Linked DNA regions of Homo sapiens: region 2 is linked to region 1. A link is a contact called in ENCODE Hi-C or POLR2A ChIA-PET data. All regions are on one chromosome and are shown on one strand. The core of a region is the stretch at or near the end of the contact, and the rest is flanking DNA. Distances in the headings are between cores, read along the strand shown.

Evidence for each region. A loop is a pair of places that touch in the nucleus more often than their neighbours do. ChIA-PET counts read pairs that join two places held with the same protein, here RNA polymerase II (POLR2A). Pooled maps may share reads with other maps.
Region 2: a loop to region 1 is called in a map with no recorded cell type, with 10 times the contacts of the local background. The contact joins two enhancer-like sites. A Hi-C loop is called at or near these places in 6 of 168 maps with a recorded cell type or tissue (B cell, GM12878, breast epithelium and 3 more), 15 of 37 single-sample maps with no recorded cell type and 12 of 50 pooled maps. POLR2A ChIA-PET finds 5 or more read pairs at or near these places in 8 of 52 experiments (A549, GM12878, H1 and 5 more).

Annotation. Positions count from the first base shown.
Region 1 is chr9:124,194,456-124,198,949 of GRCh38, reverse strand. No RefSeq gene overlaps it. Among named protein-coding and RNA genes, the nearest start is that of NEK6, 61 kb to the left of the region's middle. Within about 2 kb of position 1,414, at least 9 of the 41 ENCODE cell types and tissues checked have a DNase peak (open chromatin) inside an H3K27ac peak, as active enhancers do; they include GM12878, where a contact is called at or near this core.
Region 2 is chr9:124,236,836-124,241,580 of GRCh38, reverse strand. No RefSeq gene overlaps it. Among named protein-coding and RNA genes, the nearest start is that of NEK6, 19 kb to the left of the region's middle. RefSeq lists enhancers at 1,628-1,677, 1,808-1,857. Within about 2 kb of position 2,262, at least 5 of the 41 ENCODE cell types and tissues checked have a DNase peak (open chromatin) inside an H3K27ac peak, as active enhancers do; they include GM12878, where a contact is called at or near this core.

The sequences.
Region 1 (4,494 bases), core at 165-2,664:
AAATACAAAAATTAGCTGGGTGTGGTGGTGGGCAAGTGTAATCCCAGTTACTTGGAGGCTGACCTGGGAGAAACGCTTGAACCTGGGAGGCAGTGGTTGCAGTGAGCCGAGATCATGCCACTGCACTCCAGCCTGGGCAACAGAGCAAGACTCTGTCTCAAAAAGAAAACAAAAAGCAAAAAACATGCTCAGAGGCCAGCCCAGCTGAGGTGCCCTGGTCAGATTCATAGGTCCATGGAAGACTCCATTTGGGAACAACCCGAACTCTCTTGTTGGGGCAGAAGGTGGGAGATTTGTGGTAGACTAGGGTTCTGGGACAAGGAGGTGGGCCTTGGGGCTGGGTGCTGGATGTGCCTCTCCACGTGATCTTCTTGCACCCAAAGGACATGGTGAGGCCTGTTCAGCCTTATGTCATGGCCTGAGGTTCCCAAGTTCAACACCCACATCTTCCATAGATACAGAAGTCCCCAGTGGTCAGCCTCCAGTAAGAAGAGAGTAGGCAGCGGGGAACGCTGGCTTAATAAATAAGAAAATAACAAAAATAAGAAGAAACGGGCCAGGTGTGGTGTCTCATTCCTGTAATCCCAGCAATTTGGGAGGCTGAGGTGGGCAGGTGACTTGAGGTCGGGAGTTTGAGACCAGCCTTGCCAACATGGTGAAACCCCGTCTACCAAAAACACAAAAATTAGCCAGGTGTGGTGGTGCATGCCTGTAGTCCCAGCTACTTGAGAGACTGAGGCAGGAGAATCACTTGAACCTGGGAGGTGGAGGTTGTAGTGAGCCGAGATCACGCCACTGCACTCCAGCCTGGGCGACACAGCGAGACACCGTCTCAAATTAAAAAAAAAAAAAAAAAAGAAATGACATCAACAGTTGCATCTGTCCATAGTGTGTAGCGCAGCATTCAAGGAGATCCCTGAGGCATCTGGGGTGTCTGATATCCTATAGGCACCAAGGCTTCCTTAATGCTGCCCCCACCTGATTTTAGAGTGGGGACCGCAGAACAATGTCTGGTCCACAAAGAGCTCAGCCAGGCTGACCACGGAGGCTCAGTGGACTGAGAAGATGGTCAGAATGTGTGGTTTCAACAGCTAAACCCAGACACCCTGGTGTGCGTTTCTCAAATTAGCGATATGTGGGTGGTGGTAGAGGGCAGTAGATCTCACTGGTTGTAACCACAAGCATCCTGGGGCCGTACTGGCAGTGGGGGAAGATGGTGGAGGTAGGGGAAGAAGGGAGGAGTGGGGCAGGTAGGCGAGGACCACGGGAACTGTAGGACTTTAGGGAATTCAGATGTGTCATAGTCACTGTGGCCAGCAAGGCCTTGGGTCCTCTGCCCACACAACTTCATGTCGTCTTGCAACCACCCCACTGGGAGGGGCTGTTACTATCATTTCACAAATGAGGAAGCAGAGACTCAGAGACGGGAAGTACCATGTGCAGATATGAAGGGAATGGAGCTCAGCTAGCAGTCTACGTGACCGTGGCCAAGGGGCCAAGAGGACCAAAGCTCAATTCAGGTCAAAACCCGTCTCTGAGAGGGTCCAACTGGGCAGGCAGGTGTGGTGGGCATCTGTGCTCCTGGCCAGCCCTCCAGCTCCCTTCTCTTGTATCCTCCTCTCCCCTAGGTGGAACCTCAGGGGCCATATTTGTACCTCTCTGCTCCCCTAGCGACAGCTGATTAGACCAGAGGTGCAGGCTGATTTGAGCTGAGCCAATCAGCTTCTTTCTCCTGTGACTTTGGCTTTGAGAATCAGGGATACTGGGTTGCCTTCCTGGCTGGTTATTTGAAAGGAGGCATAAAGCTGGGCTGGACTGGCTGTGTTTGGCCACTTGCTCATAGAATGGCAGAGAGAAGACTCAATCATGGAAAGGTTGAAATGCAGTTATGGGAGGGAGAGACAGAGACAGGCAGAGACAAGATAGAAAGAGGCAGTCATGCAGGAGAGATACTGAGACAAGGCGGGGAGCGGGAGAGGGAGAGAGAAAGGAAGGAAAATAAGAAGGAAGACTGAGATAAAGAGAGAGATAGTCACAAGGAGCCTAAGACACTACCTCCAGATCTCCTGACAACTTTCTGGGTCCCTACTCCTGCCTTCCTGAAGCTGCTCCATGTCCAGCCTTGGATCTCTGGGACCCTCCTGTTTTAATAAATTCCCTTCTCTTCTTGGGCTGTTTTGAAGAAGCTTTCTTTCTTTTATTTTTTTTACTTGCAATTAAACCCCCTGACCTCATTGCATTCAATCTGTACATTGTTTTGGGAGTACAGATATTAATAATATTAATTCTTCTCATCCATGAGCATGAAATAGCTTTCCACTAATTTAGATCTTCAATTTCTTTATCAATGTTTTCTAGTTTTCAGTATACAAATATTACACCTCCTTGGTTAAATTTATTCCTCAGTATTTTTTTAATGCCTTTGTAGATAAGATTGCTTTCTTGATTTGTTTTTCACCTAGGCTGTTGTTTTTGTGTAGATCTGCTATTGACTTTTGTGTGTTGATTTTGCATCCTATGACTTCGCTGAATTTATTTATTAGATATAACAGGGTTTTTTTGTGTGGAATCTTTGGGATTTTCTGTATATAGAATCATGTCATCTGCAAATAGAGATCATTTTACTTCTTCCTTTCTGATTTAGATGACTTTTATTTCTTTTTCTTGTCTGATTGCTCTTGCTCATACTTCCAGTACCATGTTGAATAGAAGTGGAGAGAGTGGGCATCCTTGCCTTGTTCTAGATTTCAGTAGGAAAGTTTTTGATTGTTCCCCATTAATTATGGTGTTAGCTGTGGTTTTTTCATAAATGGCCTCTATTATGTCAAGAAACTTTCTTTCTATGCCAAAACTGTTAAGAGTTTTTATCCAGAAAGGATGCTGAACTTGGTCAAGTGCTTTTTCTGTTTCAACTGAGATGATTGTGTGGTTTTTATCTTTCATTCTGTTAATGTAACGTACCACATTGATTGATTTGTGCACATTAAACCAGTCTTGCCTGTCAGAAATAGACCCTACTTGGTTATGACATGTAGTCTTTTTTGTGTGTTCTTGATTTTGGCTTGCTTATATTTTATTAGGATTTTTACATCGATGTTCATTATAGAGATTGGCCTGTAGCTTCATTTTTTTGTGTGGTATCTTTGTCTGGCTTAGGTATTAAGGTGATTCTGGCCTCATAACAAGTGTTTGGAAATATTTCCTCTAGCTCTATTTTTTTGGTAGAGTTTAAGAAGAACTGATAATAATTCTTCGAATGGCTGGCCGAATTCAGCTATGAAGCCATCTGGTCCTAGGCTTTTCTTGGTTGGAAGATTTTAAATTACTTTTTTGATACAGTTTGGATGTTGTCCCCACCCAAATCTCATATTGAAATGTAATCCCCAGTGTTGGAGGTGTGGCCCGGTGGGAGGTGATGGGATCATGAGGGCGGATTTCTCATGAATGGCTTAGTACCATCCCCTTGGTGCTGCCCTCACCATAGTGAGTGAGCTCTCCTGAGATCTTATCATTTTAAACTCTGTGGCACCTCCCCCTCTCTCTCTTGCTCCCGCTCCCACCATGTGAGAGGCCTGGCTCCCCCTTCACCTTCCGCATAATTGTAAGTTTCCTGAGGCCTCCCCAGAAGCAGATGCCAATATTATGCTTCCTGTATGGCCTGCAGAACCATGAGCCAACGGAACCTCTTTTCTTACAAATTACCCAGTCTCAGATATTTCTTCACAGCAATGTGAAAATGGCTTAATACACTTGTTCAATCCCTTTGTTATTAGTGTGTTCAAGCATTCTATTTCCTCCAATTCAATCTTGGTAGGTTACATTTTTCTAGGAATTTATCCGTTTCCTCTAGGTTATCCAAAATGTCCATACCCAAAGCAATGTACAGGTTTAATGCAATGTCTATCATAATTCCAATGGCATTTTCACAGAAATAGAAGAAACAATTTTAAAATTCAGGTGGAACCACAAAAAAACCCTGAATAGACAAAGAAATACTGAGAAAGAAACATAAAGAGACATCGTACTTCCTGATTTTTTTTTTTTTTTTTGAGATGGAGTTTTGCTCTTGTTTGTTGCCCAGGCTGGAGTGCAGTAGCACAATCTTGGCTCACTGCAACCTCTGCCTCCCAGGTTCAAGAGATTCTCCTGCTTCAGCCTCCTGAGTAGCTGGGACTACGGGTGCGCACCACCACGACCAGCTAATTTTTTGTATTTTTAGTAGACAAGGTTTCACCATGTTGGCCAGGCTGGTCTCTAACTCCTGACCTCAGGTGATCCACCCACCTCGGCCTTCCAAAGTGCTGGGATTACAGGTGTGGGCCACTGTACCTGGCCTGATTTAAATTATATTACAAAGTTACAATGATTAAAACAGTATGTTACTAACATAAAAACAGAAACATAGACTGATGGAACAAAACAGAGAGCCCAGAAATAAATCCAAACATATATGGTCAATCAATTATTGATAAGAGCACCAAGAGGACACAATGG
Region 2 (4,745 bases), core at 1,013-3,512, 42 kb before region 1:
GCTGGCAGAACAGGATCAGCCTGGGACATCTTCCATTTCCAAGGAAGCAATCAACAGGGTCCCCATGCCCAGAGGGGTCTGTGCCTTGCTCAAGGTCACAGCTCATCAGCAGCAGAGCTGGTGCTAGAACTTGACCCTTAAAACATCCCTGAGTTTTTCCTGAGCTAACAGGAGGCCTCAGTGCCACTCTAGGGGGAGGACTCAAAGCCAGGGAAGCTCAGGGAAGCTCAGGTCACCAGTGTCTCCACCTCCCACTGATTTGATCCCACTCATACATCTGAGCATTGGCCTCAGTTTCCCCACTCAAAAGGCTCTCTAGAGCCCCTTGGCTGAGCCTCTCTTCCTGACCCACCTTGCCAGCCCCTCTCCCAAGAGAATGGAGCCTGAGCCTGGACCCCTAGTAAGAGCTCTGCCCCATGTAGATGTCGTGGACCTGGGAGAGGAGGCGTGTCCAGACCCTGAAAACTCTCACTGCAGTGCCTGTTCAACTGGGTCACCAGTGTGGAGTGCCACATCAGAGAAGTCCTAACCGTGTCTCCCAAATGTAGTGGCATTCGAGACCCTCTCTGCTCTCATGCCCCACCTTCCCCCAACACATCTTATGCTCCAGCCGTGGTTTTTCCTGTCACCAGGATTGAGCACGTAGTGCTCCCTTTGCCTGGGGTGCCCTTTCTTCCCACTTGTCGAAAGAACTCTTATTCATCCGCCAGCACCCCAATCAATGCCCCTTCCCAGGGCATTCATCATCAGCTGGTAGACACTGGTGGGTGCTGTGGATTGTTTACAGCCAGTGTCCTTTCTGATTGGTCAGTGACTGTGACAAACAGGTTATTAAAGATTTAAACTCTCGCCCCCAGTCTCTGTCCCTGTGGAGTCTTCCCTGACCCCAGGCAGGATCCTCCTTCCCTTTTGGGGCCCCTGTGTGTCCCTTTGCTGCAGCCCTATCCCACGTGTGGCTCTGCCTGCTTAGGCTCTGTCCTCCTCCCTAGACTTTGTGCTCCGGAAGGGCAGGGACCATAACTGGTCCATCATGGTAGCTCCCCAGGGCCAAGCCAGTGCCTAGGCCAGAGCACTAGCACTTTAGGCACAGGTTTTACTCCTTGGAAGGGGGCTTCTAGAAGCTAGAGGAATGCTGAGAAACCTCCTAACAGCTCCCACTCCCTGATGAGAGGTGTTTCCTGTGGACTGGCCCCTTCCATAGGATGATGGTTGATCCCACTTTACAGATGGAGAAACCAAGGTGCAGAGAAGTGAGGGACATTGGCCAAGGTCACACAGCAAGTAAGGGATGGAACCAGGATTTGAACCCAGGTGTGAATCTGAAGTTCCTCCTCTTCCCATGCAGTCTCTTTGAATCCCAGGCAGCTATTTTTGGGCAAGGAAGATCAGTCTTAGCTCAGGGGGCTTTCCCAGGGCCTCCAGTACCCCTGCTCAGGATAAGGATAGGGGAACGATGGCCACTGATTTCCTCCATCAACTCACAGGGGCCCAGGCCGGGAAGGCTGCACAGGATGGACTGACCCTTTTCTCTGATCCCCACTCCTCAGGCCTCTAAGCCAGTCTTGGCCTTTGGCTGTCCTTGGTGTAAATTCCAGATAGGGATACCAGGAAGCAGTTCTGCAAAAGATGTGGGACTTTCCAAGACAAACCAAAAAGAGAAGACAGGAATGTCCCTCCCACAGGGTCACATTAGCACTGCCCACTGAGAACATCCTCTCTAGCCCTGTTACCCCCCACATGCCTGGCTCTTGGTTGCTCTCAGGGGGACTTCACAGTGGCTTGGTGGAGTCAGCCTCAAGACTTGAGCCATGAGATTTGGGTTCCAATCCTAGCCCCAGGGCTTGACTTGCCTGTGGCCTTGGTCAGCCACTTTACCTTGTTGGTAATTGCAGGCTTTGCCTGTGAGTGAAGGGATTGCTGGGGAAATTAAATGGAATAATAAGTACCAAGTGCCAAGTGCGTGACACAGGGTTAATGTTCCCTCCATACATGGGGATCGAGTGACACTCTAGAACATCTCTGGTCCTCCTCCCCTTCCCTGCCAATCTTGGTAACCTACAAATTCCCCAGGGAAGAATACCAAGTCTTCTTGCTTTAACGTGATCTGGTCTGACCTTCAGTCTCTGTGGGCGGGGAAAACACAGTTTCCCCTTTTCTCTGTAGTCTGGAGCCTGCCCTCTACAAGCCCACGTGGGAGGCCCTGGGCTTCTCTTAGATGAGATTATTGCGCAGGAGAAAGTCCCTGTACCCTTAAAACCATAGAAACTTGAGTCCTGCCACCTTCACCTCTATGCGGTTTGGACTCACACTTTTCAGAACTTGGTTGAGCTGCAAACCCAATCTATAAAAATTCCAATTTATTCAACACAAAGGCACACCAAAGGATTCACTGCTGGCTTCTTTTCAATAGTCAGCTCCCTTGCGTGTATTGTAAATGGGTCTCCTTTTATAGAACTTCAAATTCTGGACAACTTCTTAGATGCCTCTGTAGGGCCAACTAAGGTATAGTCTACCTGAAGTCCAGCCACATTCCAGCAGCCACCTGAGCAGACGTTTCAAATGGAAGCTTCTACCCTCAGCTCTACAGATCACAAAGCCAGCTCACACCTGGAACCACACTTGTGACTAAAGGGTTTTCTTTTAGGGTAATGAAAATGTCTTGGGGCTGGGTGCAGTGGCTCATGCCTGTAATCCCAGCACTTTAAGAGGCCAAGGCAGACACATCAGTTGAGCCCAGGAGATTGAGAGCAGCCTGGGCAACATAGTGAGGCTCCGTCTCTACAGATAATTTAAACATTAGCAGGGTGTGGTGGCACACACCTGTGGTTTCAGCTATTCAGGAAGCTGAGGTGGGAGGATTACCTGTGCCTGGGAGGTTGAGGCTGCAGTGAGCCGCGATTGCACCACTATACTCCAGCCTGAGTGACAGAGTGAGAACTTGTCTCAAAACAAAACAAAACAAAAACCAAGAAGAAAAGAAAAGAAAAAAAGAAAATATCTTTTAATTAGACAATGTTGTGCTGGTTCCACGCATTGCGAATGTACTGAAAACCACTGATTGTACACTTTAAAATGATTGAACCAGCCCAGCGCGGTGGCTCACGCCTGTAATCCGAGCACTTTGGGAGACCAAGGTGGGAGATCACAAGGTCAAGAGATTGAGATCATCCTGGTCAACATGGTGAAACCCCATCTCTATCCAAAATACAAAAAATTAGCTGGGCATGATGGAGCACTCGAGTCCCAGTTACTCGGGAGGCTGAGGCAGGAGGATCGCTTGAACCCTGGAGGCGGAGGTTGCAGTGAGCTGAGATCGCGCCATTGCACTCCAGCCTGGCGACAGAGCGAGACCCGTCTCAAACAACAACAGCAACAACAACAACATCAACAACAAAAAACAAAAACAACAACAAAACAAAAAAAATGATTGAACTGGTAAATTTTCTGTTATGTGTGTTTTACTACAAAAAAAAAAAAAAAAAGATGTAAGGATGCATCCATTCTCAGGAGCCGACCTTCACTTACATGCCCTGGGTGAGTACCTCTTTTTATTTTGGGTCCTGGATACCTCACTCGCCTTACCTAATCCTGGTCCTGGGGCCCAAGGCCTGCCCCATGGAGAACGAGAATTCTGTGTTTGCCTTGTAGCTTCTTTTGCACCCACCACTCCCCAGGAGAATCCTTTCTTTGGCCATTCAGGTTATGGGCTGATGCAGGAACATTTGAGGGGGGAAAAGGAAGAGAGAGAACTGGAAACATGAATAGCTTGGGAGCAGCCAAGAAATACTTGTTGGAAAAAAGAAAAACTATGGAGATAGGAAATGGAGAGCGGGAGAAATGTGAAGATTCACCTAGCTCAATATTTTTATTTAAAAAAAACAGCTTTATTGAGATATAATTAGCGCACAATCCACTTCATCCATTTAAAAAGTACAATTCAGTGTTTGTTTGTTGTATAGTCACAGATATGTGCAACCATCGCCACAGTCAATTTTAAGATGTTTTCGTCACCAAAAGAGAAATCATCCCTTCCCCCACCGAGCATCAAGCAACCACTAATCAACTGTCTATCTCTCTGGATTTACCCATTCTGGAAATTTCAGAAAATGGAATCAGATAATATATCTTTTGTGACTGGCTTCTTCCACTTAGCGTAATGTTTTCAAGGTTCATCTATTAACGAAATAAAAAACCTGTCAAACTATTTCCCAGTATGGTTGTACAGTTTTGCATCCCTGACAGCAATATATATTCTAGCTGCTCTACATCCTCACCAGCACTTTGTATTGTTAGTATTAAAAATGTTAGCCATTCTATAAGTGTGTAGCACTTGGTCATTGTGGCTTTATTTTGCATTTACCTAATGAATAATGATGTTGAATTTTTTTAATGCACTTATTTGCCGTCCATATGTCTTTGAAGAAGTGCCTCTTCAAAGTACTTGACTATTTTATTGTTGGTTAGTTTGTCTTCTAACGATTGAGTTATGAGTTATTTTAAAATTGTGGAGACCAGTTACTTATCAGACATTTTCTCCCAGTCTTTGGTTTGTCTTTTTATTTTCCCAACAGTGACTTTCATAAAGGAAAAGTTTTTAATTTTGAAGGCTAATTTTTCAATTTTTGACTTTTATGGTTTATGTTATTTGCATCCTGTTTAAATAATCTTTATCAAGATCACAAAGATATTTTCCTTTATTATCTCTTTGAAGGTTTATATTCTATTTAAGTCTATGATCCATTTGA